Linked DNA regions of Homo sapiens: region 1 is linked to region 2. Evidence: chromatin loops called from intact Hi-C (ENCODE). Cell type or tissue: CD14-positive monocyte. All regions are shown on one strand. Each heading gives the region's core, and the rest is flanking DNA. Links, peaks and the distances in the headings are about the cores only.

Region 1 (14,964 bases), core at 2,583-10,582, 70 kb before region 2:
TCTACTAAAAATACAAAAATTGCTGGTCATGGTGGTGGATGCCTGTAATCCCGGCTACTCGGGAGGCTGAGGCAGGAGAATTGCTTGAACCTAGGAGGCAGAGGTTACAGTGAGCTGAAGTCATGCCACTGCTCTCTAGCCTGGGCAACAGAGTGAGACTCCATCTCAAAAAAAAAAAAAAAATGAGGATGACGTTTCTGCTAATAAGCAGTAGGCCCTGGGCCAAGAAGTGGTGAGGCTTTTCTTCCTTCTTTAGGGAAGTGACATCACTCACCAGCATCCCTTAGCTTGTAGGATTCAGAGCCAAGATTGCCCCCAGAGCCCCCGCTGTTGGCCAGGTCTCTTTCCCCTTTCCCTGTCTCTCCCTGGCCCCAGGGGACAGGATAGAGACTTGAGGGAGGGCAGACTGAGTTTTCCTTCATAGCATAAGGAAGAGCTGAAAAGTCCCCGGGCTCAGTGGCTCACGCCTGTCATCCCAGCACTTTGGGAGACTGAGGTGGGCAGATCACGAGGCCAGGAGATTGAGACCAGCCTGGGCAACATGGTGACACCCTGTCTCTACTAAAAATACAAAATTAGCCGGGCGTGGTGGTACACGCCTGTAGTCCCAGCTACCCAGGAGGCTGAGGTGGGAGAATAGCTGGAACCTGGGAGTCGGAGGTTGCAGTGAGCCAAGATCACACCACTGCACTGCAGCTTGGATGACAGAGCGAGACTCTGTCTCAAAAAAAAAAAAAAAAAAAAAAAAAAAAGAAAAGAAAAAAGAAAAATACTTAGCTTCTTTTCGGGCCAGGTGCGGCAGCTCACACCTGTAATCCCAGCACTTTGGGAGGCCAAGGTGGGCAGATCACGAGATCAGGAGATTGAGACAATCCTGGCTAACACAGTGAAACCCTGTCTTTACTAAAAATACAAAAAATTAGCAGAGCCTGGTGGCACACGCCTGTAATCCCAGCTACTTGAGAGGCTGAGGCAGGAGAATTGCTTGAACCCAGGAGGCGGAGGTTGCAGTGAGCCGAGATTGTGCCACTGCACTCCAGCCTGGGTGACAGAGCGAGACTCTGTCTCCAGAAAAAAAACAGAAACGTCCCCAGGCCAGGGCAGAGGTTGGGAGATGGAGCGTGGGCACGCACAAGCCCCTTCCTCCCCGGCAGCATTTGGGACAACATGGCAGGGGGCCTGTGGCCAACTGGGCCTCTGCGAGAGGAAGTGAGGCCAACTCCTGGCTGGGGATTCACAGCCTCAAAGTGTTTCTCATCTTGGTTTCTCATGTTGGTGGCTTCAGGCCTTTTTTGGAACCGTCTGCTGCCTCTTTATAGTCATGTATTCAACTGGTCATCACCGAGCCTGTGCAGGCGCCCCATGTGTATTCAAACAGGCCCTGCCCCTACCCGCATTTCCGCACAGAGTTTGCAGACTGGTTGCAGGGACAGACAGCAGGCAGGTAAACCACTGGCTAAGTGGTTTTGGATAGTGGTGAAATGTTGTGAAGGAAACAAGCTGGCAGGAGAATGACTGCATAGGCTCATTCAGTGGGGTGGCCAGGGAAGCCCTGTGGAAGAAGGACATTCTGCCAGGGACTTGAATGCCACGGAGGAGCCAGGCCACGAAGATTGTGTCAGGGCATGGGTTCCTGGGACACGGGGCAGCACGCCTGAAGGCCCCGGGTTGGCATGTTTGAGAAGTGGAAGGTGGTGAGGGTTGAGAGGTCACCGGGGCTACGGTGAGTGTCTGGGGTTCCAAAGCTGCGGGATGCCATGATCAGTCACTTGTTTTTATTTATTTGTTTGTTTGTTTTCTTTTTCTTTTTGAAACGGAGTTTCGCTCTTGTTGCCCAGGCTGGAGTGCAACAGTGCGATCTCAGCTTCCTGTAACCTCCACCTCCCTAGTTCAAGCGATTCTCCTGCCTCAGCCTTCCGAGTAGCTGGGATTACAGGCACCCGCCACCACATCCGGCTGATTTTTGTATTTTTATTAGAGACGGGGGGTTTCACCATGCTGGCCAGGCTGGTCTCTAACTCCTGACCTCAGGGGATCTGCCCGCCCCAGCCTCCCAAAGTGCTGGGATTACAGTGCCCTACTGAGCTGGGGTTTCTGCCTGGGGCATTTGGTGATGGTGGCGTCCCCATGATCATGAGGAACTGGGATTCGTTGAGATTTGGGGAGGCAGTTCTGGCATTCCAGGTCACATTGATCTCAGCAGGTGAGTGCAAGGTGGATGCCAGGAGACCGTGAGCCGTTGCTGGTGGGCAGGGGTCCGGGCTCTGGAGGCTGCAGGTGCCAGCAGGTCTCACGTCCCCTCCTTTCCCACCTCCCAACCACAGTGATCAACAAATACAAGCGCAGACGATTTCAGAAAACCAAGAACCTGCTGACAGGAGAGACAGAAGCGGACCCAGAAATGATCAAGGTAAATGGGCAGGGTTGTCAGGGCCTATAGGGACCAAGCCAGGCCATTCACAGCTCATCCCAGACCACTGGGGCTGTCATCTGTCACCACCACTGAACCACCATGCCGGCTCGGTCATGCCACCTCCCCTCCCTGAGCACTGGGCTCCTCCTCTGGGAAATGGGGTCAGGAGGCAGCTGTCTCTCAGGGAGTGAGGAGGATCCCAGACAAGGTTACCTGAGCCTCTTGCCAGCCTGGGAGGGGTCTACATCACAGTCCCATTGTCACATGAGGACACTTGCTCAGTCTCAGCCGGAAGTGGCAGGCCAGGGACTCTCACCCACACAGCCAGGCCCCAGAGCCCAAGCTCAGCCTGGCTCCAAGCACACACACGAGAATATGGCTTTAGTAGGAACTGCAGGATTCATAGTTGCTGTCACTCCCAGTGGGCTGGGGAGCCGGGCAGTTAATCTGTGGTTAACCTGCAGTGGGCACTAAGAGACTTCCTCTCTCTGCGGGTGGTCCTGTGTTGGGGGGGTGGTCCCTGCTCATGGAGCTGAGGCCACCGTGCAAGAGTGTGTGGAGCCTGCTGTCATGAGGCTGGGCTTCGCAGCCTGGCCTAGGATGCCAGCCCTGCCTCTACCTCTACCTCGGTTTTCTACATGTGGGGTGGGAGGATCCTGTCGGTGGCCGGAAGGGTCCTGGGTGGCGGAATCTCTAAGCCTAGGGAGGAGAGCCTTCTGCCAGCAGTTGCTGTGGTGGCTGATATTCTGCTGCCAGGGTTGTCAGGGGAGATGGCTCATGCCTGTTTTCCCAGCATTTTGGGAGGCCGAAGCAGAAGGATCACTTGAGCCCGGAAGTTCAAGATCAGCCCAGGCAGCATAGTGAGACCCCATCTCTTCCAAAAAAGAGAAAAAAGAAAGAAAGAAAAGAAGCTGTCCATGGTGGCTCACGCCTCTAATCCCAGCACTTTGGGAGGCCGAGGTGGGAGGATCGTGCTTGAGCCCAGAATTCGAGACCAGCTTGGGCAGCATAGTGAGACCCCATCTCAGAAAAAAAAGAAAGCAAAGATTAAGATTTTCTCGGGAACCCTGGGGAGGAAGTGTACAGAGAGTGATAGTCCCCGAGCACTTCCACCTGCCTCTGAGGTCCTTCCCCCCATGTTGCCTCAGAGGGCTGAGGACTATGGGCCTGTGGAGGTGATCTCCCATTGGCACCCCAACATCACCATCAACATCGTGGACGACCACACGCCGTGGGTGAAGGGCAGTGTGCCCCCTCCCCTGGATCAATGTAAGCTCCCCAGCCCTGCCAGCTGCCTGCAGAGCCTTTGAGAGGGTGCTCGGGGTCCATCTCCTTGTCTTCTCCTGGCCCTGTCCCCCTGAGAGAGCTTTCCAGGGCTCCACCCTCCCAAGCTCCCACCCTGTCCTATCCCCTTCCCATGTCCTCTCCCTCTCCCACACCACCACCCCTGGGGACCCCAGGACTGACTTCTACACGCCAGCATCGGTCCGCAATCAAGTGCCATCCAGCCCACAAACTGTTTTCAAAAAATGTCTTATCACTTGCCAGCTTTTGAAATTGAGGCAGTATCACTTAAAAGCCACAATTTCTGGCTTATTTTATAAAACTGGGTTACATGGTCACCCACAGGGCAGCCGTGGGCTGGAGCTGAGCCACAGCTGCCCCCTTCAGTGGGGACCTGCCTGCCCTTTGCCTCAGTCCCCTCTGCTGAGGTCAAGGCACCCTTTAGCTCCTCATGGTGTGGCCTAGAAATGTCCCCTGTCCTCCAGTCTCTGTAGAGGGGCCCTGTTGGGTCTCTCCAGACATCTGAGGCCTGCGGGTACCCTGGCCTCCTGCCCGGGCCAAATGGTGCCCCTGCCCCACGTGCTGCAGATGTGAAGTTCGACGCCGTGAGCGGTGACTACTATCCCATCATCTACTTCAATGACTACTGGAACCTGCAGAAGGACTACTACCCCATCAACGAGAGCCTGGCCAGCCTGCCGCTCCGCGTCTCCTTCTGCCCACTCTCGCTTTGGCGCTGGCAGCTCTATGCTGCCCAGAGCACCAAGTCGCCCTGGAACTTCCTGGGTGATGAGTTGTACGAGCAGTCAGATGAGGAGCAGGACTCGGTGAAGGTGAGTGCGGCCGGTGTGGGCGGGACTTCCCGGTGCCTTCCTGGGCGCAAGAGGCCAAGAGGAAGTGTGCCAGGCCTGGGCTGTGGGACCTCCCGCCTGGTGCTCCTCTGCCCACAGTTTCACAACCTCCCAGGTCCCTTCTCCACAGTGAAAGGAAGTGGGCACCCAGCCCTCCAGCCCTAGATGACTGGGGGTCCTCTCCCCAGGCTGTTCTGTTGGACCCTTTGGGTCCAGACCTGTCCCTTCCTCCTTCTGTCCCAGACCTTGTGTCCCTGGCCCTGGCTCCAACTCTGTGTCTCTGCCATCTCACTGGGTCCTGAAATGTCAGCCTGTGTCTGTGGCGTGAGGCTCGGCTTTGCCTCCTGGGCTGTCGTCACTGTTGGGTCTCTGCTCCTGGCTCCCAGTGTCCCTTCACCCACTCCCCGCAGCACTCCCTTGGCCTCTGCCTCTTCCCCTAGTGCCATCTCCCCGTCTCTTCTGTCTTTGTGAGTCACCCTCCTCTCTCTCCCCATCTGCCCATCTCTGACCCAGTCTCCTCCTGGCTGGCCCACCTTCAGCCTCCCTCTACAGGCGGCCCCAGGGGCAGCCCTCGGGACAAAAGCTAGTGAAGGTGCTCCTGGGTGGGGACAGGCTGTGCTCACATGTGTCCCCTGCAGGTGGCCCTGCTGGAGACCAACCCCTACCTGCTGGCGCTCACCATCATCGTGTCTATCGTTCACAGTGTCTTCGAGTTCCTGGCCTTCAAGAATGGTAGGAACAGGACCCCAGGGCTAGTGAGAGGCTGTGCAGGGTGGGGGACAGGACCTGCCCCCTTCCTCCTCCCCTCCCTCCCCACATGTCCTCCCCCTGCCTGGGGTCTCTCAGCCCCACTCTCCAGAGGCCTAGTGAGCTGGGGAGGGGCAGTGGCCCCAAAACTCCCAACCCAGAAATTCCCACCCACCGGGTGTGGAGCTGAGGGAGGGGCTGGCCCGCTGGTGGGGCAGAGGCCAGGCCAATACTGCCAGGAAGCAGGGCTGGGGAACTCCAGAGCCAAGAGCAGGGAAGCCCCGGAGCTGCTCCCGCCACCCTGCCCGGCAGGCTGCCTGCTGCGGGAGGCCGCTTAGGGCTGAGTGGACGGGGCCTGCCCAAGTGGGAAGGAGGAGCACTGTCCCCCAAAGGTCCCTAGGTTCTAAGGCTGACCATACTGATGGCCAGCGTTTGAGGAGAAGCAGCCACATGCCAGGCACTGTCCTGGGTACCCTCCCCAGTAGCTCCTTGAGCCCTGTGGGAGCCAGAGGCTCAGGGATGTCACTTGCCCAGTCACACGGTTCCTAAGGGGCAGATGGTTCCAGCCCCAACTCTCATCTTCTAGGCCCTGCAGGCCACTTCTTCCTTGCCCAGAGCACCCCAGTCTGAAGGAGTGGCCTGCGGCCCTGTAGCTCCCGCAGGCGGCAAGAGGAATGAGTAGTAGTATTCCTGGTATTAAGATGCTATTGCCGGCCTGGTGGTGGCTCTCGCCTGTAATCCCAGCACTTTGGGAGGCCAAGGTGGGAGGATCACCTAAGCCCCGGAGTTTGAGACCAGCCTGGGCAACAAAGCGAGATTCGTTTCTACACAATTTTTTTTAAGAATTAGCTGGGCATGGCAGCGTGTGCCTATGGTCTCAGCTACTCGGGAGGCTTGGGCCTGAAAGGTCAAGGCTGCCGTGAGCCATGATCACACCACTGAACTCCATCCTAGGCAACAGAGTGACACCCTGTTCCAAAAAAAAGGACGCTCTTGCCATTATTGAGAACTACCATCTGGAAGAATGCAGTGTCATACGGGCACAGGAGCTGGTGCCGACCCCAGCCAGCCATCTACCAGCTGTCGCTGGGAGACGGGACCCTTCTGCCTAGGAGCTGGCTTGGCTGGGGTCCAGTGAGAAATGAGGCACAAGAAGGCTGTCCTCCCCAGTGTCATGCAGCAGGGGGCGCAGGCCTCACTTGGCACCAGTGCTGTGTGGCCTCCCTGGTCTAAGGAGAGGCTTGGGCCCAACTGCTCCCACGAGAACCCACCAGAACCCTGTCTCCAGACCCATTCTTCTCAGTTGGGACAGGGGTCATTCTGATGGGCAGGGGTGGGTGGGGTGAGGCTATGGAGTGTGCCAGAGCTCTGGGATGTGGGGGAGCTCTGGGATGTGGGGGAGCTCTGGGATGGGGTAGGGTGCACATGGACCAGAATTCACAGCCCTCACTCCCTGAGTGCAGAGCTGGCCCTGACTCTGCAGGACTGCAGACCTGGCTCCACCACTGTGCTACAGACGTGGTGGCTCAGCCTCCTGTGGCTGCGGTTAGATGCTCAGCCGGGCGGGGTCAAGAGAGGGGTGTCCGTGGTGAGACCAGGGCTCAGAGAGGAGCATGCTGACATGGATCCTTGGCAGCATCTAGGCGGAGCACTGGAAGGAGCTCCAGACTGGAGCCCAGGGCCCTTTTCAGTTTCCTGAGCATGGCTGTGAGCCAGTTCCTTCCCGGTGTCAGGGCAGGGGCCTGGAGGAGGTGGTCTTGAAGTGCATGCCACAGATCTTCCTTCCCAGGGAGGGCGAGCTGGCACCATGGTGTGGCACAGACCCCGCGTCCCTTCAGATTCTGCCATGCCAGGCTGTTTGGCCTCAGGGAAGCAGCTTCCCTGACCAGTCCTTAGCACCTGGCACGTGGTGAGCCCTGTCCATGGCACCAGTCACCGTCACCATCAGTCAAGGGACTGCACCTTGGGGTGCTGGGTGCTGACGTCCTATGGGAGGGCTCCAGGGGTGCCGCCTGTCTGGTGCTCTGGGGGTCACCCAATGAATATGAGAGCCTTCCTGGGAGAGAGGGGTCTCGTTCAGCACCCCTCCTGAGGACCCAGCCCCACCCCAGGGTGTGAGGATGCAGGCCAAGGGGGCCTGAGGGAGCTGCAGTAGGGTCTCAGCACCTCCTCAGCCTCCTGGTTCCCCCCTACCCCCTGCGCACAGATATCCAGTTCTGGAACAGCCGGCAGTCCCTGGAGGGCCTGTCCGTGCGCTCCGTCTTCTTCGGCGTTTTCCAGTCATTCGTGGTCCTCCTCTACATCCTGGACAACGAGACCAACTTCGTGGTCCAGGTCAGCGTCTTCATTGGGGTCCTCATCGACCTCTGGAAGATCACCAAGGTCATGGACGTCCGGGTAAGGCTGGGGCGCCATGCTGTCTCGGGAGCTGCAGGGGTTGGGAGGGGGTAGTGTGGCCCAGCTGGACCCTGGAGCTGGCCCCCGGGGGATTCCCAGCAAGTGCCTCACTCCCAGGACTGAGGGGATTTTCTCACCAGGGGATTTTTTGGGTCACACATGGGGCAGGGGAACTGGGAACGGTGGGGAAGGGCAGGGGCTGGTTCTGGCTTGTGGGGTGGGAGCCAGCGTAGCAACTGACCATGGCACCCACCTCATCCACAGCTGGACCGAGAGCACAGGGTGGCAGGAATCTTCCCCCGCCTATCCTTCAAGGACAAGTCCACGTATATCGAGTCCTCGACCAAAGTGTATGATGATGTGAGTGTCCTGCACAGTGGGCCCCTGGGGGTGGTCTCCAGGTACCACGTATCCCTGAGGCACCCGGGGCCGGCCATCTGTCTGCCGGACCCATGCTTTACAGCCTGTGCCACATCCTCTGTGTCCCCCATCTGCCATAACTGCTTCCCTGGGCGAGTCCGGAGTCCCCAGGGCTACCTGGAAATTCCCCCTGCCCGGCCTGCCAGACCAGGTGTGGTGGGTGAGGGCGGGGAGCAGGGCTGCCAGGCAGGGCTGAGGAGCTGGCTGACAGCCCCACCCTGTGGCCCCACAGATGGCATTCCGGTACCTGTCCTGGATCCTCTTCCCGCTCCTGGGCTGCTATGCCGTCTACAGTCTTCTGTACCTGGAGCACAAGGGCTGGTACTCCTGGGTGCTCAGCATGCTCTACGGCTTCCTGCTGACCTTCGGTGAGCGGTCCGGCCGCCCCAGGAGAGAGCAGGCCCCATGCTGCGCAGGGCTCACAGCCCCAGTGTAGGAGACAGACCCATCCCCAGACAGGGACAACCTAGGGTGGGCAGAGCTGGGATATAGGGAGGCCCGAGGGCACACATGGCCCCATCTGGGGTCAGAGAGGACTTCAGGGAGGACATGAACAGTACGCTTCAGTCCTCATTCTCAGGGGGCCTTTGTGTCTTGGGAACAAGTAAACAAGTAGGGCCAGGTGCAGTGGCTCACACCTGTTATCCCAATGCTTTGGGAGGCTGAGGCAGGAGGATCACTTGAGCCCAGGAATTCGTGACCAGCCTGGGCAACTTGGCAAGACCCGATCTCTACAAAAAAACACAGAAATTATTGGGGAGTGGTGGTGCGTGCCTGTAGTCCCAGCTACCTGGGAGGCTGAGGTGGGAGGATCCCTTGAGTCCAGGAGGTTGAAGCTGCAGTGAGCCATGATTACGCCACTGCACTCCAGCCTGGGTGACAGAGTGAGACCCTGTCTCAAAAAACAAAAGACCGGGTGAATCACAGCCAATAGTGAGTACTGTGAAGGGCAGAGTGGTGGGAGGATGCACATTAATAGGGGTCCGGGGGCCCCTCTGAGGACAGGACATTTAAACAGAGGCCTCAGATATCCAGGGAGAGAGCTGTGCGGATGTGACAGAAGGCCCCACCAGTGCAGAGGCCGCTGGTAGAGTGTGCCCAGGTATAGGAAGTGGTAGAGTGTGCCCAGGTGTAGGAAGTGGTGAGGGGGCTGGTATGGCCAGTGCAGAGTGCACAGGGGAGAGGTGGGAGAGGCCATCCCTCTGCTCATGGGTGCTCTCACTGCAGGCTTCATCACCATGACGCCCCAGCTCTTCATCAACTACAAGCTCAAGTCTGTGGCCCACCTTCCCTGGCGCATGCTCACCTACAAGGCCCTCAACACATTCATCGACGACCTGTTCGCCTTTGTCATCAAGATGCCCGTTATGTACCGGATCGGCTGCCTGCGGGACGGTGAGGCCCGGTGGGCAGGTGGGAGCTCCCACCGGAACAGGGCCCTGAGGCAGTCTTTAGGGCCCAGGCCTGAGGGGGTGCCACGGCCCCAGATGGGGTGCTCAGTCTGAGGGGGCTCGGCCCCGCCCTTGCATCACGCCCTCTCCACCCAGGCCCACCTGGCTGTGGACGGGCCAGCCCGACCTCACACTGCCTCCCACCCCTCTCCAGATGTGGTTTTCTTCATCTACCTCTACCAACGGTGGATCTACCGCGTCGACCCCACCCGAGTCAACGAGTTTGGCATGAGTGGAGAAGACCCCACAGCTGCCGCCCCCGTGGCCGAGGTTCCCACAGCAGCAGGGGCCCTCACGCCCACACCTGCACCCACCACGACCACCGCCACCAGGGAGGAGGCCTCCACGTCCCTGCCCACCAAGCCCACCCAGGGGGCCAGCTCTGCCAGCGAGCCCCAGGAAGCCCCTCCAAAGCCAGCAGAGGACAAGAAAAAGGATTAGTCGAGACTGGTCCTCACCTGCTCCGGCTCCTGGCGACCACTACCCCTGCGTCCCGGCCCCCTCGCCTCCCCTCCCTGTCGCCCTTTCCCTGGACAGATCAGGCCGGGGCGGTGGGAGGCCCGCCTCAGGTCAGGGCCCAGCGTGTGATGTAGGGGCCGGGGCAGGCCAGGGTTTGTTTGTGGAGGCGCTGTCTGTCCCTCTGTCCCTCTGTGTTTCCAGCCATCTCGCCCTGCCAGCCCAGCACCACTGGGAATCATGGTGAAGCTGATGCAGCGTTGCCGAGGGGGTGGGTTGGGCGGGGGTGGGGCCGGGCCCCCCTACGGGATGCCCACGGCCGTTCATCATCTTGTCCCTCGTCCCCCTACCACACTCCCCCTCCTAGACCGCCGCCCTTTAACACAGTCTGGATTTAATAAATTCATATGGGTGTTTAACTTAAACTCAGCACTGCCCCTCCTCCTCGTGCCTTCCTTCCTCTGTTGCCTTGGACAACAGCTTCCAGCAGGGATGAGGTGGCTTTCCTGGGTCTGGGAGAGTGACCTGACACGGTACGGGACCTGTAAAGGTGGGGATTGTGACCTTGTGTCAAGAACCATACCTGGCCGGGCGCAGTGGCTCACACCTATAATCCCAACACTTTGGGAGGCTGAAGTGGATGGATCACTTGAGGTCAGGAGTTTGGGACCAGTCTGGCCAACATAGTGAAACCCTGTCTCTACTAAAAATACCAAAATTAATTGGGAATGCTGGCAGGCACCTGTAATCACAGATACTCGAGAGGCTGAGGCAGGAGAATCATTTGAACTCGGGAGGCGGAGGCTGCAGTGAGCCCAGATCACACACTGCACTCCAGCCTGGACAACACAGCAAGATTCCATCTCAAAAAAAAAAAAAAAAGCCATACCCGCCAGGCCAGGCCTCTTCCTCACTTCTCGCCCTCCCACCAGCCCTCTGAGATTTCATTAACTGGCCTCATTTCAGATTGCTGGGGAAGCTGCTTGCAGGGAGCTCGCTGCCCTATACCCTTTCCTGCCAGCTGCCCCTGCTGGGTGCAGGCTGGAGCCTGCCATGTGCCCGCTGAATGTCTCCTAACCCGACACCACCAGGCAGGGCCAAGTACAGCTTTCAGCCGGGTCGCCATGAGCACCTGCCACCCTGAGGCCTCAGCACAGCAGTTGGGGCACGCTAAATGTGTGCCATTGGCTTTTTGCGCTGACACCCACTCCCAATTTTGGGGAGCATGGGGGTGAAGGCTCAGCCTGCCTGAGTGGCACCTGGTTGGCTGGCTGTAGCACTCTGTGAGTGTTGGGGTGTCATATCACATCCCCGGGGCTGCCTGTGCTGACAACAGAGGTGGCATGAGTTGGATTTCCCATCCCAGCCCCTGGTGCTGGGACTCTTCGCCCACTGGATAGGTGAGCTGAGCGAGGCCTCTGTGTTCTGAGGGCTGGGGACCCTACATTCCCAGGTTTACTGTTTTGGGGGGTGGTCTCAGCAACACTTCTGGGATAGGGGGCCCAACGCTGAGGACCACACCAGGTTCCTTCAGGCTCCAGCTGCCACCCCATATTGCAGAGCCAGTCAGGGGATCCATGAGGCCCCAGGGAGACGATGGCACCCTCGGAGCCCCATACCACAGGTCCACAGGCCATGGCAGTCTCCCATCCCTCAGGGCAGCCATGGGTCTCCATTACCCGCCCCCCAACTCTATACCATTCCATGGATCCCCGGTGCCCTTGGAGGAACCCCAGCCTCTGCACCATGGCCTGACTGACAGGCTCCTAGGAACCCCGGAGGTACAGGGCTCTGCAGCCCCTTGAGACTGGTGGGCTCTCCAGCCACCTGGACTTCCTGGCCTCGTCACCCCTGGTTCTTCCTCCTCTCACAGCTCCACGCCCAAGCCTTTGACAAGGCCCATCAGCTACCCCCACAACTCCCTGGGGGTCTCACCTCTTCATTGGGACCACCTGCTCCACCTGCTCCATGCCCCTCCTTACCCTGTGGTGTTCTTGCTCAGTGTTCTGTCTGGTCCCCTGTCCCGGTCCTGCCCTCCCCACATCCCATTCACACTCTAGCTAGCAGCTAGAGGAAACTCTTTTTTTTCTTTGAGACAGAATCTTGCTCTGTTGCCCAGGCTGTAGTGTAGTGGTAGGATCTCAGCTCACTGCAACCTCTGCCTCCTGGGTTCAAGTGATTCTCCTGTCTCAGCCTCCTGAGTAGCTAGGATTACAGACATGCACCACCACGCTTGGCTAATTTTTTGTATTTTTAATAGAGACGGGATTTCGCCATGTTGGCCAGGCTGGTCTCGACCTCAAGCAATCTGCCCACCTCAGCCTCCCAAAGTGCTGGGATTACAGACATGAACCACCCTGCCCGGCCCAGCTAGAGGAAACTTTATAGTTTATTCTACTAAAGCACAAACCTGACCCTGCCCAGCCCTTGCTCAGAACCTACTGTGGGTGCACAGTGACCTCAGGAGAAAGCCCAGGCTCCTTACTGGGGACTGAGACCTTGGTGATGGGGACACTTATTAACCCCTGCATCCAGCCTGGTCTTCCCCCTACCTGGATCCTGCCCCCAGGCACACAACCCCTGTCCACTTCTTTTTTTCTTTGAGAGAGTCTTGCGTTGTCCCCCAGGCTGGAGTGCAGTGGCACAATCACAGCCCTGCAGCCTTGACCTGCTGGCTCAAGCGATCCTCCTGCCTCAGCCTCCCAACTACCTAGGACCACAGGCAAGTGCCACTACGCCTGCGTAATTATTTATTTATTTATTTAGTATTTTTATTTATTATTATTATTTTTTGAGATGGAGTCTCACTCTTGTTGCCCAGGCTGGAGTGCAGTGGCACGATCTTGGCTCACTGCAACCTCCACCTCCCGGGTTCAAGCGATTCTTCTGCCTCAGCCTCCTGAGTAGCTGGGATTACAGGCACCCACCATCACACCCGGCTAATGTTTGTATTTTTAGTAGAGACAGGGTTTCACCATCTTGGCCAGTCTGGTCTCGAACTCCTGACATTGTGATCCACCTGCCTCGGCCTCCCAAAGTGCTGGGATTACAAGTGTGAGCCACAGCACCTGGCCGCCTGCGTAATTTTTAAATTTTTTGTAGAGTTGGGGTCTCTCGATGTTGCCAAAGCTGGTTTCAAACTCCTGGCCTCAAGCAGTCCTCCCAGCTGGGCCTCCCAAAGTGCTGGGATTACAGGCCTGAGCCATCACAGCTGGCTTATCCCTTCTTTATCTTACCCATGTGTCCTCCAAGCTGTGGCTCCAATGCTCACTCCTGTAGGAAGCCCTCCCTGACTGCCAAGTTCTCTGGGGTCTCTCATGGCAGCCCTGCCCACTGTGAGTCATCACTGGGGACAGGTTGGTCTCTTCCACTGGATGGAGCCCCGTGAGGACATAGCCAGACCTGTCTTGATCACTGCTGTGTCCCCAGCATAGGGCCAAACACAGAGAAGCCACGCCAGGAATATTTAATGAGTGCATGTTGAACAACCCCAACATTCACTTTCCCAGACACATGAACACATCCAGAAGTGTGGACCTCGGTGGGGCTCATATTCAGACACTGGAGACTGTGACAAGCAGTCAACAAATGTAACAGCTGAACCCTGCCCCTGGGTAGTGCCGTGTGCTGGGGTGTTTTGTGTATACAGCCAGGACCAAGACAGACCCAGACCTGCCGTCATGGGGCTCACAGCCCAGCAGAAATCCTGAGCACTGAGGATATCTGACATGTCCTTTTTAATTTTTATTTTTATTTATTTACTTTTTTTTTTTTTTTTGAGATGGAGTCTCGCTCTGTTGCTCAGGCTGGAGTGCAGTGGCACGATCTCGGCTCACTGCAGCCTTCGCCTGTCGAGTTCAAGCAATTCTCCTGTCTCAGCCTCCTGAGTAGCTGGGACTACAGGCACCTGCTACCAAGCCCAGCTAACTTTTGTATTTTTAGTAGAGACAGAGTTTCACATTTCACCATATTGGTCAGGCTGGTCTCGAACTCCTGACCTCAAGTGATCTGCCTGCCTCGGCCTCCCACAGTGCTGAGATTACAGGCATGAGCCACGGCGCCTGGCTATCCTTTATTTATTTATTTATTTATTTATTGAGACAAAGTCTTGCTCTGTCGCCCAGGCTGGAGTGCAGTGGCGCGATCTCGGCTCACTGTAAGCTCTGCCTCCCAGGTTCAAGCAATTCTTCTACCTCAGCCTCCTGAATAGCTGGGATTACAGGAGTGCGCCACCACGTCCAGCTAATTTTTGTATTTTTAGTAGAGATGGTATTTTACCATGTTGATCAGGCTGGTCTCAAACTCCTGACCTCATGATCCACCCGCCTCAGCCTCACAAAGTGCTGGGATTACAGACGTGAGCCACTGTGCCTGGCCCCTTTTTATTTATTTGTGTTCTTTTTGAGATGGAGTCACTGTCACCCAGGCTGGAGTGAGTGCAGTGGCACGATCTCACTTCACTGCAACCTCCGCCTCCTGGGTTCAAGTGATTCTCCTGCCTCAGCCTCCTGAATAGCTGGGATTATAGGTGCCCGCCACCACACCAGCTAATTTTTGTATTTTTAGTAGACATGGGGTTTCACCATGTTGGCCAGGCTGGTCTTGAACTCCTGACCTCAGGTGATCTGCCTGCCTCAGCCTCCCAAAGTGTTGGGATTACAGGCATGAGCCACCGTGCCTGGCCCTGACATGTCCTTTTAGTCATTCAGCAAACTTTTTTTTTTTTTTTTTTTTTTTGAGACAGTCTCACTCTGTCACCTAGGCTGGAGTGCAGTGGCGTGATCTCAGCTCACTGCAGCCTCCACTTCCTGGGTTCAAGTGATCGTCCTGCCTCAGCCTCCCTAGTAGCTGGGACTACAGGCACATGCCACCACACCCAGTTAGTTTTGTATTTTTAGTAGAGACGGGGTTTCACCACGTTGGCCAGGCTGGTCTTGAACTCCTG
Region 2 (14,964 bases), core at 2,563-10,562:
GGGGGGATCCACTCCTTCTCTCTGATTTCAAGGTCTCGCCCTTCCCTAAAGCTCCCCAGAACAGGAGTCGGACGAACGGAAGTGTAACTACGAGCGCTACAGAGGCCTGGTGCAGAACGACTTTGCCGGCAGTGAGTGATCTGTGGGGGGACGTGGGGTGTGGGGTTTGAGCCTGGAGCCTGGAAGACCTAGATAGGTTTGGGAAGAAAAGTTTTATCCACATACTTTCTACTAAAGGGCCTTGGGTTCCGGCTCCAGCTCTACGATAGACTCACTTTGCCTGCATCTCTTTCCCCTTCTAGATTTGGTATAGGGGATGTCTGCCGAATGGGTTGTTCCCAGCAGAGTCACGTCCATATACCATGCCTTCTGACTCTGTGGTCCGTTTTTCTTTAAAAAATAGAGAAAATAGCAAGAATATGTTTTTATTTTTATTTATTTATTTATTTGAGGCGGAGTTTCGTTCTTGTTGCCCAGGCTGGAGTGCAGTGGTGTGATCTCAGCTCACTGCAACCTCTGCCTCCTGGGTTCAAGTGATTATCCTGCCTCAGCCTCCTGAGTAGCTGGGATTACAGGTGCCCGCCACCACCCCCAGTTAGTTTTTTGTATTTTTAGTAGAGACGGGGTTTCGCCATATTGGCCAGGCTGGTCTCGAACTCTTGACCTCAGGTGATCTGCTCACCTTGGCCTCCCAAAGTGCTGGATTACAGGTGTGAGCCACCACGCCCAGCCAAGAATACGTTTTTAAAAGCATTTAGAAAGATGGGGTCTCACTGTGTTGTCCAGGCTGGTCTGAACTCCTGGGCTCAAGTGATCCTCCTGCCTTGGCCTCCCAAATTGCTGGGATTATAGACATGAAACACTATGCCCAGCCAGGAACAGATTTTTTACCTCTGTGTATTTTACTCTGCCCGCACAGATCAGATTGTGAGCTCTAAAAAGGAAATTTCTCCTTGATTTAAATGAATATTTGCCAGCATTTGACAATTTGCCAAGTGTTCATGTATGTCCAGGAATTTTCTCCCAGCCCAGCCTTATCACCATTGTCATTTTCCAAATGAGGAAACAGAGGCTCAGGGAAACTTCTCGCTGCTCTGGGCTTGCCCAGGGAGGTTTGGATCCCAACAGACTTGGGCTTTTTTGTCTGTATTATCATTACATCTGCACAACCACCTAGCAAGGTAGGGGTGACACCCCGTTTTGGGGTTTTTTGTTTTTTTTGAGATTGAGTCTTACTCTGTTGCCCAGGCTGGCATGCAGTGGCGCAATCTCAGCTCACTGCAACCTCCACCTCCTGGGTTCAAGTGATTCTCCTGCCTCAGCCTCCCAAGTAGCTGGGATTACCGGCGCATGCCACCATGCCCGGCTAAGTTTTGTAGTTTTAGTAGAGACGGGGATTTCACCATCTTGGCCAGGCTGGTCTTGAACTCCTGACCTCGTGATCCACCCGCCTCGGCCTCCCAAAGTGCTGGGATTACAGGCGTGAGCCACCGCGCCTGGCCATCACCCCATGTTACAGACAAGAATGTCGAGGGGGAACACCCTGTCCAAGGAGCTGGGATTCTCCACGTGTCCTTAACCACTGCTCCCTGTTGATGGAAAGCTCCTAACTCACCTACCAAGAAGGACTTGAGATTCCCTTTCTTGGGATTCCCTGTGGAGTTAAGGGAAGGATGGAGTTCTCTGCTGGGTTTGTCCCTTACCACCTGGCAGGTCTCGGCTTCCTCCTCGAGAAGGGTGGTGGTGTTGATTTTGTTGCGTGGGGTGGTTGTAAGAGTTGAGTGAGATGATGTGTATAAAACCCCAGCACCGAGCCTGGCACAGTCAGCCCTCCATGTGGGTTTGCTAGTCCAGTATTTGTTTATTTCTAAGATAGATGCTTTTTTGATTTTCTAAAATCAGAGGCTGCCAAAATTCTAGTGATCACTGAGGCCTTAGAATCAGGGACATGTGTTATAATTGATACTGTTTTTGCCATCATTCCAGGCCACATGGCTTCCTGGTGGTAGAGCCAGGGTTCCCCTTAGTTTCGCCTCACTCTGCATTTATTCATTCACTTCCACAAACAGTCATTGAACACCTGCGGTGTGGCAATGGTAGGGGAGAGGGCAGCAGCTCCATAATCAATGTCAGTGATGCCAATTGCAAACCAAGGTGATGTGACAGACAGTGTGCCATTCTCTGAGAAAAATAGGACAGAAGTCCTGGATAGAAGCTCCCTGGGAGGCACGGATAGGCCACAGGATTCCAGGCCGAGAGCAGCCTGTGCAAAGCCCTGTGTCAGCCAGGACTGTGAGCACACTGGAGGGGCAGAGAGAAGGCCCGTGTGGCTGGAGCAGGGAGAGCGAGGGCGCTTGTGCAAGACAGGGTCAGCAGGGCCTCTCTTGGGCTTTGGAGACAACAAGTAGAAATTGGGGTATCTGCTAGAACAAGGAAGGGCCGTGCTACATCCCCTTCTGGCCTGCCAGCCTGCCCACCTCTTGTTCCAGATAGAAAAGCTGAGGCCAGCCGGGCACGGTGGCTCATGCATATAATCTCAGCACTTTGGGAGGTTGAGGCGGTGGATCACCTGAGGTCGGGAGTTCGAGACCAGCCTGACCAATATGGAGAAACCCTGTCTGTACTAAAAGTACAAAATTAGCCAGGCACGGTGGCGCCTGCCTGTAATCCCAGCTACTGGGGAGGCTGAGGCAGGAGAATCGCTTGAACCTGGGAGGCGGAGGTTGCGGTGAGCCAAGATCGCGCCATTGCACTCCAGCCTGTGCAACAAGAGTGAAACTCTGTCTTAAAAAAATAAGAAAAGAAAAACTGAGGCCTAGGGAGGGAAGGAAGGAAGGGGACTTACAACCCACTGTCCCACAGCGAGTCAGGGACACGTGTCTCACTGCAGGGAAGATCAGGAAGGCTCTGGTACATTGTTGAGTCCCCCAGGCTGGGTGTTGGGGGTGCAGGAGAGCCCAGGTCATCCCAGCCCACACCTAACTTAAAATGAGCCACAGAGAGGCATGCAGTGGAGTGACCTGTGCAGTCAGAATGGCGTGTGGCACTCAGGAGCAGGTTATGGTTCTGAAGGGTCCAGCCAGAGGCCTCCAGAAACAGTGAGAATGGTGGTAGAGTGCCCAAGTACCAGGCCAGGCACTCACTCTGCCCGTGGTCCCATTTTACGGAAAAGGAAACTGAGGCACAGATGTGTTAAGTCCCTTGACCAAGGTCGTGTGTCCAAGGCTCTGCTGCAGTTGCTTGTGTCCCACCAGACATAGTTTGATTATCTGGAAGTGGTGACTGCCCCCCAAGGTGCACTGGGGTTGCACCTGTCTTCCTGCCCCACCGCACCCTTGTGTTCCCCCACTGAATTCCTAGTGTCCCCAACCCACTCTGACCTGGGGTCTCTTGTTTGCTGCAGTCTCAGAGGAGCAGTGCCTGTACCAGATCTACATTGATGAGTTGTACGGAGGCCTCCAGAGACCCAGCGAAGATGAGAAGAAGAAGTGAGTCGGGGTCTGGGGTGCAGGGGGTTGAGGAGGCAGGAGGGCTGGGAGCCCCAGCCAGGCATGGCCTCTTCCATCCTGTCCACCAGGGTCTCCCCGAAACCAAGGATGGTGTTCAGCACACAGTCAGTGCTCAATTAATAACTGTGTAGAGGAAGAAGCCCTGTCAGGGGGCCCCGGCTTGCCGAGGGCTCTGCGTTACATTTTCAGCTTGGGAAGTGGTGGGAGGTGCAGGCCCTGTGGTGAGACAGCCCTGGGTTTGAGTCCTGGCTGTGAGGCCCTGAGTGGGAATTGTCTGAGCCTTGCTGTGCTTCCCTGTAAAATGGGGCTGGCAGGAGGCCCTACTGCCTGGAGTTGGGAGGCATGCAGGAGATGGGGCTTGTGAAGTACCTATTCCAGCACCTGCCATGTAGTGAGCTTGCAGTCAGCCCTAGCTGATGTCACTCTGGAGAGAGGCTTCTTAAAGCCGCGTCCCTCAAGGAGTAGCTGGGGAGACCCGGGCCTTATCCTGGAGCAGCTGCCTCTGAGGAGCAGTGGCCGAGCAGTCTCACTTCTCTCTTCTCCACCTCAGTCTGATGAGTGCAGGCCTCCCGCCCTCACACACGCTATTCCCTCTGCAGGGCTTAGCTCTCCTCCAGGCCAGCTGCTGTTGCCCTGGTGCACGGTAGCCTGGAGCCCTGGCTCGGGGCTGGGCAGCTCCCTCAGTGACACCTTCCCTCCTGCTACCCCTGACTGCTTGCCGCCTTCCTCCACTGGGAGGGGTCCCATGGGACTGTACTGGGAGCTTCTTGGAGACTTCAGCCCTCGTCCACGGCCCCAGCCTCAGGATCCTGCTCAGGCCCTGCTCTGTTCAGGGCAAAGCTGGGGCACCTGGCTGCTCAGGAGGACTCTGGGCTGTGCCCTTGTGGGACTCATGGTCTAGGCGGGAGACAGACCTTCCCCAACAGAGATGACCCAACAAAGGCAGGGCTGGGGAGCTCAGGACAGTGCTGACCCACCCTAGGGTACCAGTCAAGGACTTCTTGGCAGGTGGGGCCCTAGAGCTCAGATGTGGAGGAAGAGGGAGGAGCTGGGTGTGGGCAGGAGCAGAGGGTCCTAGGCTGAGGGAGAGCCTGAGGGGAGGGGGCCGTGGCACTCGAGACTGGTGTGTGGGGCTAGCCTGGGGCCCTCATCTCCACTGGGCACGGCCCTGGCTTACCAGCTCCCCTTTCTCAGGCTGGCAGAGAAGAAGGCTTCCATCGGTTATACCTACGAGGACAGCACGGTGGCCGAGGTAGAGAAGGCGGCAGAAAAGCCAGAGGAGGAGGAGTCAGCGGCCGAGGAGGAGAGCAACTCGGACGAAGATGAGGTCATCCCCGACATCGGTGGGGTCCCCTCTCTGCCCTCCCCACCTGCAGTCCCTGGGCATCGTTTCTGTGTCTCGTCCCTCACCCTCTGTGGGGCACCCCGTGCTTACGAACCGTGTCTCTCTCCCTACCCCGCCCCAGGGCACACCAGCCTCCTGCTGCCCCTGTCTCACTCCTGTCCTCCTCCGTTCCGGCCTTCCTCTGCCTCACTCATCTCTCATTTCTAGGGTGCTATTTCTATGATCTTTTCCCCTCCTAGGTGTTGGCTCCATTCTCCTCCACTTGGGCCGGCCTCTCTCTGCCTTTGCCCCTCTCTCCTGCTCTCTTCCCTCCTCTGGAAAACAAGTGTTCATCCTCTTACAGAGTCAGCCCCCATCCGCCAGGCATCTGTTCACCCTCCTCTCTGCCATTCACCTCCCCTCTGGATTCCCACTGATCAAACCACCCCCAAGTCTCTCTGTTTTTCTCATCCTGGTTCTTACTCCAGCAACTGGCTCTTTTTATTTATTTATTTATTTATTTTTGAGATGGAGTCTTGCTCTGTTACCGGGCTGGAGTGCAGTGGCATGATCTTGGCTCACTGCAACCTCCACCTCCTGGGTTCAAGTGATTCTCCTGCCTCAGCTTCCCAAGTAGCTGAGACTAAAGGCACACGCCACCACGCCCAGCTAATTTTTGTACTTTTAGTAGAGACGGGGGTTTCACCATATTGGTCAGGCTGGTCTTGAACTCCTGACCTCGTGATCCACTTGCCTCGGCCTCCCAAAGTGCTGGGATTACAGACGTGAGCCACCGCGCTCAGCCCAGTAGCTGGCTCTTTATTCACACTCTGTGGAGCCACACATTGACCTCCGCCCAGCCCTCCTTCCTCTGGCTTATCACACGCCCTGCTTCCAAACACCTGTGACCCACACCCTGCCTGCCACCCACCGTGATCTCCAGCCGCCATCTTTCCGCCCCTGTTCAGTCCTCCCTCTCACGTCAACCCCACCACACGCCTCACTCATCCATTCCTCCCTCCCTCCATCCACCCATCCCTCCTTCCTTCCTTGCCTCCATTCCATTCATCCATCCATCCATCCCTGCATCCCTTCATCCATCCCTGCACCCATCCGTCCATCTCTCCCTTCTCTTTCCCTCCCTCCGTTCATCTGCCCCTTCAAGCCCTGTCCCCGAGCTGCCTCTGTCCACTGTGTGTTGTGCTCACCTCTGGCAAGCCCAGTGCCAGCCTAGGGCATGCCAAGATGAGCCAGACTTGATGCCATCCCTTCCTGAAGAATCCCTCAGTCTGGCGGGCGCCCCATCATCCCCGCCTCCTGGAGCACTGCCCCTTCTCCCCTGTCCTCTCGCTCGGCCGTGGCTCCTGACAGCCTTTCTCTTGGTGCAGACGTGGAGGTGGACGTGGATGAATTGAACCAGGAGCAGGTGGCAGATCTCAACAAACAGGCCACGACTTATGGCATGGCCGACGGTGACTTCGTCAGGTGAGGCCTGCCTGCTGACACCCCTACCCATTCTGTGGGCCCCACCCTGGCATCTCACTATTACTCCCGGTATTGACAGCCATCCTGTTTGTGAGCATTTGTGTGCCTGGCCCTGGGCCCAGGACTTTACACATGCAGGTCCCTGAGCCTATGGTGGTCGTGGCCCCACTTCATCTGTGCAGAAACAGGCTGCACCCAAGTCACCCAGCCTGCCCTACTTAGTGCGACCTGGGGCGAATCTGACTCTTCGAAGCTCTGGGGATTCCTAGGCTGGGGGACAGCGCCCTCTAGTGGAGAGGCTTCATTCCCTGGTTATTTATCCTGGCAGTTGCTGGTTGTACCTCTACCCTGAGCCACACCCCCTGCTGAGCTCACAAGACCACACAGAATGGTCCCAGCTCACTGGGCAGTGAACCAGAAACGGAGCCTGAGCATGGCACCCTCTGCCCAGAGCCCTTTGTGGCTCCCACCTCCCTCAGGAACATCCAGTGTCCTCACCATGGCCGAAAGGTCTTACCCATCTGGTCCTCTCAACCGCCACCATCCCCCGCTGCCCAGCCTGCACAGTCTCCTTGCTCCTCAAGTGCAGAGGCCTGGGCCAGCCCCTGGGCCACTCTGTCTGCTGTTCGCTTTGGACGTCTGCAGCTTGCTCCCCCAGGTTTTTCTCTAGATACCCTGTTTTGTGTGGCTTCCCTGAGCTCCCTCTTGAAAACTGCAGCTTCCTCTGCCTTTGCTCTACCATCTAATGGACCACACATTTTATTCCCTTGCTCATTATCTTCTCCCCTAGAATGTAAGCCCGTGCAGGTGAGGATTTCTGTTTTTTTTTTTCAGTGCTCAGTTCTTGATACCTAAGATAGCACCTGGCACACAGAGGGTGCTTGATAAGTGGCATTGAATGAAAGATACCTCAGGCTGGCGTGGGGTGACTCAGGTCCCTCACTTTCTCTGATGACTCAGTCTGTGTCCTCCTTACCCTGTGGCCTGCCCCATCCTCCACCCTAATTCTCACCCACCTCTATAGGATGCTCCGGAAAGACAAGGAGGAGGCAGAGGCCATCAAGCATGCCAAGGCTCTTGAGGAGGAGAAGGCCATGTACTCGGTGAGGTCTGGGCTGGAGTGGAAGGGGACAGGGGTGTGTCACAGGGAGGGCACCCCCTCACCAACCTGGCACCCACCCTACTCCAGGGACGCCGCTCTCGACGCCAGCGGAGAGAGTTTCGGGAGAAGCGGCTGAGGGGTCGCAAGATCAGCCCACCCAGGTAGGGCTTCTCCCTGAACCCCCACCCTGCTGGCATCTGGGGGAGGAGAGCAGGGGCTTAGGGCCTGAGAAAGCTCTTTGGAGGCAGGCATTTGACTTGAGAAAGGAGTCTTTCTAGTGGGGCGATGCATGGCCATCGTGAAGGTTTAGAGGTAGGAACGGCCTTGAGGGCCATGTGGACTCCTTTCCTTGCCAGCCCCTCCCCTCACCCTACTGGACTGGGGGCCCTTGCCAGACTCCCAGGAGCCCATGCACAGGCGGCATAAGGCTCTCACCAAGGCGGCAGAGAGGGCACAGGCTTTGCCCTGGACTCTCACCCAGTTCTGCTGCTTGGCTTCTTCCTGTGTCGGAGTTTGGACAAGTGACTTCCCGAACTCTCTGAGCTTCAATTTTTTCCTTTGGAAAACAAGGCATTATCACCTACCTGGAGAGAGGGCTGGGCAGTCCCCACAGGGAGGTCTTGGGACAGGTTTGGATGAGGCAGGCTGGCTTGGAGAGGAAAGCCCAGCCTGGGTCAGGAGGCCTTGAGGAGAGGCCCTGTGCAAACCCATGCCTCTTTTTGCCACATCTCTTAAAGGAGAGTGACTGAGAGTTCCTGTAAGGCTTAAACAACTTGTAGGTTCAGCGGTTGGTATCGGAAACATTCCTTAAAGAATAGCACCAATCGTCATTGCTGTCAGCGGTGGCACAGAGGCACACAGAGGGTAGTGCAGGAACGCCCAGGCTGGGTGGCCATAGGGCCTGGGTTTGGATCCCAGTTTCCTCCTTTATGAGCTACGTAATGCTGGACAAGTGACTTCACCTCTCTGGGCCTCAGTTTCCTCAGCTGTGATAGTCTCTCTTTTTTTTTTCTTCCCCCAGAGACAGGGTCTTATTCTGTCACCCAGGCTGGAGTGCAGTGGTGTAATCACGACTCACTGCAGCCTCAAATTCCTAGGCTTAGGCGATCCTCCTACCTCAGTCTCCTTAGTAGCTGAGATTACTGGTATGCGTCACCACGCCCAGCTAATTAAAATAAAAAATACTTAGTAGAGATGGGGTTTTGCGGTGTTGCCCAGGCTGGTCTCAAACTCCTGGGTTCAAGTGATCCTCCCACCTCAGCCTCCCAGAGTGCTGGGATTACAGGCGTGAGCCACCGCACCCAGCCTATTTTAATCTTATCATCATCATCATCATCATCATCATTAGTAAGCCCGGACCCAGTGAGAGCCAGAGACAAGGATTGGGAGGAGGGATGCTTTCATTCTAGGGTCAGGAGGCCAAGCAGAACCAGAGCTGCTGAAGTCCAAGTTCCTCAGAGTCATGATGGGTCTAGGACATTGTAGGGTGGGGCTTAAGTTCATGCTTTGGACAGATCTGAGGTGGGGGTGGGTGGAGGAATTAAGGGGAGGCCCCCAACCTGGTCAGCAGCCCCCTCACTGTGCCAGGTACCTAGCTTTGGGTCCTCAGGTTGGCGGGCTTATCCCAAATTCATGACTGCTGAGATCTTAAGCCCTAATTTGTCCCACCCCATTCTTTTCTCTGTAGCTATGCCCGCCGAGACAGCCCCACCTATGACCCCTATAAGCGGTAAGTTGCTCTGGAGGACCAGGGAATAGCAGACAGGGAGCCTCCTGATGGGGACAGGGGTGCTGAGGAGGGGATGGGAGGTTCACCCTGCTAGGCCACCCCAAGATCACAGACTGCATGATATGTTCTGGGTCTGAATCATTTTTGTGTTTTCCAGATCACTGTCTTGTTTTCCCAGTTTTAAATAAAATTTTTTTTTTGAGACGGAGTCTCGCTATGTCGCCCAGGCTGGAGTGCAGTGGCACGATCTTGGCTCACTACAAGCTCCGCCTCCCAGGTTCACGCCATTCTCCTGCCTCAGCCTCCTGAGTAGCTGGGACTACAGGTGCCCGCCACCAGGCCTGGCTAATTTTTTGTATTTTTAGTAGAGTTTAGTAGGGTTTCACCGTGTTAGCCAGGATGGTCTCAATCTCCTGACCTCGTGATCCACCCACCTCAGCCTCCCAAAGTGCTGGGATTACAGGCGTGAGCCACCACGCCCGGCCAATAAAATTTTCTTTATCTTTGAAGCTTCTTTATTTTATTTTTCTGATTTAAATACAGTGCAGCCTTGTGGTAAAAATGACCAAATATGGCAAAACAGTGTGACTGAGAAATCAAGTCACTTTAATCTCAATTTCCAGAAGTGGCCAGTGGGAAATAACGGGCACTCAGTAGCACCGCTGGGCACAGGTCGTTGTCTCGTGGATGAAAGAGTGGTTGGAGAAGGGATTTTGTGAGGGACCAAGCTCAGTCTGATCCCAGTCCCCCTCATCCAAGCTCCATAGCTCTCTGAAGCCCAGTTCCCTCTTCGGAATGGGGGTGGGAATGGGATCTTCCTCATGGGGCTGTGGGTCGAGGTTAGATGAGATAAGGTGTTGAATGGCTTCTGGGGAAATAAAAGGTGTAGGTTAGTGCTCCATACATGGGAGTGTCAGGAATATCAGATACTTTCTTTTTATTTTTAAAATTTTATATATTAAAAAACACGTTTGTTTTTTTTTTCTTTAAAATATTGAGATGGGGCTCACCATGTTGACCAGGCTGGTTTTGAAGTTCTGGCCTCAAGCAGTCCTCCCACCTGGGCCTTCCAAAGTGCTGGGATTACAGGCATGAGCCATCACACCTGGCCACTTTGTTTTTATTTTACTAAAATAGAATTGCACCACACTCAGTGTTTTAGAACTTGCTTTTTCCTCCCAGATTATCCATGTATCTTTTGAGTAAAACTTTTCTGTGTTTTGTACAGAGATCTGCTTATCTTTTTTTTTTTTTTTTTTTTTTTTTTTGAGACGGAGTCTCACTCTGTTGCCCAAGCTGGTGTGCAGTGGCGTGACCTGGACTCACTGCAACCTCTGCCTCCCAGGTTCAAGCAGTTCTCGTGCCCTCAGCCTCCTGAGTAGCTGGAATTACAGGTGCGCGCCACCATGCTCGGCAAATTTTTTTTGTATTTTTTGTAGAGACAGGGTTTTGCCTTGTTGGCCAGGCTGGTCTCAAACTCCTGGTCTCAAGTGATCGGCCTGCCTCGGCCTCCCACAGTGCTGGGATTACAGGTGTGAGCCACCGCGCCCGGCCTGCTCATCCATTTTTCATAGCCACATAAAATCAGAGCAGTTGTGTGTCATTGTCCTTCCTGGTTATTTAGCGAAGGCTGCATGGTTGTGAGTCAAGTCCTTGTCCAGAGCTGGGTCTCCACTGCCCTCCAGGCTCCATCCACCCGCCTGGTTTCCCGGGTCGCTGTGGCCCGCGCTGGCGCTGCTGTTGATCTGCTGTGTGTGCTGTTCCCGAAGAGGCTCCGGGAGCCTGAGCTAGTGAGCCTCCTCCTCCCTACCCGCAGGTCACCCTCGGAGTCCAGCTCAGAGTCCCGCTCCCGCTCCCGCTCCCCGACCCCGGGCCGCGAGGAGAAGATCACGTTCATCACCAGTTTTGGGGGCAGCGATGAGGAGGCAGCCGCAGCCGCTGCTGCCGCAGCAGCATCAGGAGTCACCACAGGGAAGCCCCCCGCACCTCCCCAGCCTGGCGGCCCCGCCCCGGGACGTAATGCCAGCGCCCGGTCGGTAACGCTCACGCCGCCCGCCCTACGCCCCGGTCACCATGGGGGGTACCCGGGGCAGAGGGGGGCCGCGGCTCAGGCCTGCGCTGACCGGCCCTCCGTGCCCCGCCTGCAGCCGCCGCTCCTCCTCCTCCTCCTCCTCCTCTTCTGCCTCGAGGACCTCCAGCTCCCGCTCCAGCTCTCGCTCCAGCTCCCGCTCTCGCCGTGGTGGGGGCTACTACCGTTCCGGCCGCCACGCCCGCTCCCGGTCCCGCTCCTGGTCCCGCTCCCGCTCCCGCTCCCGGCGCTATTCCCGGTCCCGTAGCCGTGGCCGGCGGCACTCAGGTGGGGGCTCCCGAGACGGACACCGGTACTCCCGCTCGCCCGCCCGGCGTGGTGGTTACGGGCCCCGGCGCAGAAGCAGGTGTGTGTGGCTGGGCGTGGAGGTGGGAGGGGCTGGGGGGGCGCGGTCTCCGATCCTGGGGAGAAGGTGCTCAGAGGGAGGAAACCTGGCCGTCCAGCTCAGAGAACACCCCATCTAAGGGGACAGGCACAGGCCACTGCTCTTCCGCAGGAAGCCCTTGGTTGGAAAGGGCAAGGCATGGGTGTTTGCGTGCGCGTTCTGGTGGCAGTGGAGGTGGATCCCAGCCGCTGTTTTCCACGACAGGGTGTGGAGAGGAGACTGTGCATCTCTCTCTCCTCAGGAGACTGTTTTTGCTGTCAGGGGTTCCAGGTGGAGGGGAGTAGAAAGCGCATGGACGCTCCAGGGTTTTCTGTAGCTTGAAGGGACGGGTCCGGGCCTTGAGGGCTGGGAAACCCCTTGCGGAGGGGGAGGGGCGCGTTCCTGTGTGGCCAGGAGCGGATGGGGAAGCGAAGCGGGTGGAAAAAATCAAGACAGCTCTTTGGCCTGGCGTGGTGGCTCACACCTGTAATCCCAGCACTTTGGGAGGCCGAGGCAGGCGGATCTCCTGAGCTCAGGAGTTCGAGACCACCCTGGGCAACATGGTGAAACCCCGTCTCTACTGAAAAAAAAATTAGCTGGGTGTGGTGGCACACGCCTGTAGTCCCAGCTACTTGAGAGGCTGAGGCAGGAGAATCGCTTGAAACCGGGAAGCAGAGGTTGCAATGAGCTGAAATCGTGCCACCGCACTCTAGCCTGGTGACAGAGTGAGATTCCGTCTCAAAAAAAAAAAAAAAAAAAAAAATTAGCTGGGCGTGGTGGCACGCGCATGTAGTCCCAGCTATGCAGGAGGCTGAGGCACGAGAATCGTTTCAGCCCCGCAGGCGGAGGTTGCAGTGAGCCGAGATTGTGCCACTGCACCCCAGCTTGGGCTACAGAGTGAGACTGCGTCTCAAGAAAAAAAAAAAAAAAAGACATTTCATTTTGGAGACGACATGGTGAGAGGCTAGCTCTAGGGATGGTTTAGAAAATAAAGTCACCTGGGGACTGGTCCACCCCCTTCCGGTCCCCTTGCCTGTTGGGGTCAGGGCTGCCCTGGGAAGGGCAGCGACGCTGGGTTGGTAGGAGCATAGACTGCAGGGCACCTGCCTGAGTGTAGAGTCCCTGGGCCTCTAATTCTGTAAAATCGCGGTAATAGCATCCGCTTCTCTGAGCTGTTAGAGGTGTAACAGGTAAACCCATGTAAGGTGCTTAGGACAGGGCTGGTGCTGGCTAAGTGCCGTTAATATCGTCAGCATCATTACCTGCGTTATTGTAGCACTGATCGCCATGTCAGCTGCCTTCAGGGTCTGGCAGGTAAAGTAGAGGGGCCAGGTAGAGATCCTGCTGACCTGGCAAGCACATGTTCCCTCCAGTCGGGGCGTTGACCGCTCAGCAGCAGGTCTAGTGTCACCCAGTCTTTCTAGTTCTCAGGAGAAGTTGAGGGTCTGGATTTTTAGAGGATAGCTCTTGTTTCCTTTACTTTTTTTTTTGAGACAGAGTCTCACTGTGTCACTCAGGCTGGAGTGCAGTGGCACAATCTCGGCTCACTGCACCTCCTCCTCCTGGGTTCAAGTGATTCTCCCGCCGCAGCCTCCCAAGTAGCTGGGATTACAGGCATGCGCCACCACACCTGGCTAATTTTTGTATTTCTAGTAGAGACGGGGTTTCACTGTGTTGGCCAGGCTGGTCTTGAACTCCTGACCTCATGATCCACCCACCTTTGCCTCCCAAAGTGCTGGGATTACAGGCGTGAGCCACCGCGCCTGGCCCTTGTTTTCTTAATAATGACAACAAATTTTTATTTTATAAAAACGCAATTCAAAAATTAGCCGGGTGTGGTTGTGCACATCTGTAATCCCAGCTATTCAGGAGGCTGAGGCAGGAGAATTGCTTGAACCCAGGAGGCAGAGGTTGCAGTGAGCCCAGCTATTGCACCACTGCACTCCAGCCTGGGCGACAGAGAGAGACTGTCTCAAAAAAAAAAAAAAAAAAAAAAAAAAGAGCCCAAGCAGAGTCAGCGTGTGGCCCAGAATTGGCTTCCAGGTCATATATTCCTTGTAGCTTACCCAGAGCAATGACAGGAGAAAGGCTTGGGGGACAGGTGGGACCTGGGCACATCTTGCATGCCAGCCTGAGAGTGGGCAGTGGGTGGAGAGTCCCACCAGTGTCCTGAGCAGGGAGAGGATGGGGTTCCGCATCCCCAGACTGGAACTTGTGGGTCTGTGCTGAGACTGGTGGAGGACAAGGGGTGGTCCCCACTATTGTCGAGACCCTGGACACAAGCAGGATGAGGTGGTGGGTGAGGGTGTAGATGAGGTCACCGTGGAACACTGTTGTGCCTGAGCTGGACACGGCTCATAAAGGGGGAGCCAGCCATCCCTCCCAGAGCTCACCTCCCGGGAAGTTAGCAAGCGGGTGTCTAGTGAGGGAGAGGTGACGTGGGCCAGGCAGGGCTCATGATGGCAGGACTGCCCTTAGGCTGAGTGTATCTAGAGCGCCATCTCTGTAGCCGGAGGGAGGCCGGAATGCCGCTCTGGGACATTTTGGAGGGAGAGTAGCAGGAGAGGAGAGTCGAGCCTGTCACCCTGGGCCTTGCAGGAAGGAGGACTGTGGATCCGGACCCAGGGTGGGGTGCGGTTGGGGTCCCTGGAGCCTCACAGTCCTCCTCCCGCCCTGCTGCATCCCCAGGAGCCGCTCCCACTCAGGGGACCGCTACAGGCGGGGCGGCCGGGGCCTCAGGCACCACAGCAGTAGCCGCAGCCGCAGCAGCTGGTCCCTCAGCCCGTCCCGCAGTCGCAGCCTGACTCGCAGCCGCAGCCATAGCCCCAGCCCCAGCCAGAGCCGCAGCCGCAGCCGCAGCCGCAGCCAGAGCCCCTCGCCATCACCCGCAAGAGAGAAGCTGACCAGGCCGGCCGCGTCCCCTGCTGTGGGCGAGAAGCTGAAAAAGTGAGCGGGGCGGGTCTGGAGGAAGAGGGCTGCCAATCTCGGGTGGGGAGGGTGAACATCACTGTTTTCTTTTTGAGGGGAACTTAGCCCTACCCTGGGAGGTCTGGGGGGTGGTGTATGGCCCTGGCCTGGGAGGGTGGATTTCAGGGGGACACAGCCCTGGCCTGGGGGGTCTGAGGAGGACACACCAAATCCTGGAGGATCTGCACAATTAGAACCTTGTCCTGGGTGAGGGTCAGAGGGGGACAGGTCCCTGTCTTACAGGTTCTGTGGGGTCTGAGAGGGACATGGTTGCACCCTGGGGCATCTGAGGCCCATGCCTTGGCTACCTGGTCTGAGGGCAGTGCTGAGGCTGGGGTCAGAGGTGGCAGCTGCCCTTTCCCCCTCCCAACCATGTCCTCTGGCCCTGCCCCCAC

What was found. Peaks named below come from ENCODE experiments on the same cell type or tissue, not always from the same donor. Only the 100,000 strongest peaks of a DNase experiment are listed, where the experiment ranks them.
Region 1: it touches region 2 in a loop (9-fold over the local background); 19 of 110 quality-filtered maps call a loop at or near these places.

Annotation. Positions count from the first base shown.
Region 1 is chr19:44,982,894-44,997,857 of GRCh38, forward strand. CLPTM1 (CLPTM1 regulator of GABA type A receptor forward trafficking) reads left to right here. Exons shown (of 14, transcript NM_001294.4): 6 at 2,325-2,410; 7 at 3,562-3,682; 8 at 4,286-4,530; 9 at 5,187-5,280; 10 at 7,502-7,692; 11 at 7,957-8,052; 12 at 8,345-8,480; 13 at 9,340-9,507; 14 at 9,718-10,448. The coding sequence ends at 10,004. Among named protein-coding and RNA genes, the nearest start is that of RELB, 11 kb to the right of the region's middle. RefSeq lists enhancers at 6,208-6,367, 6,848-6,897. In CD14-positive monocyte, for the core only: CTCF peaks have their summits at 6,473 (motif pointing right) and 6,680; a DNase peak (open chromatin) is centred at 6,478; H3K27ac peaks cover 1,484 bases.
Region 2 is chr19:45,053,047-45,068,010 of GRCh38, forward strand. CLASRP (CLK4 associating serine/arginine rich protein) reads left to right here. Exons shown (of 21, transcript NM_007056.3): 5 at 52-131; 6 at 3,404-3,488; 7 at 4,704-4,852; 8 at 6,222-6,318; 9 at 7,343-7,421; 10 at 7,508-7,581; 11 at 9,108-9,149; 12 at 10,966-11,181; 13 at 11,297-11,584; 14 at 14,291-14,548. Among named protein-coding and RNA genes, the nearest start is that of ZNF296, 16 kb to the right of the region's middle. RefSeq lists an enhancer at 4,228-4,297. In CD14-positive monocyte, for the core only: CTCF peaks have their summits at 6,607 (motif pointing left) and 6,807; a DNase peak (open chromatin) is centred at 6,605; H3K27ac peaks cover 3,073 bases.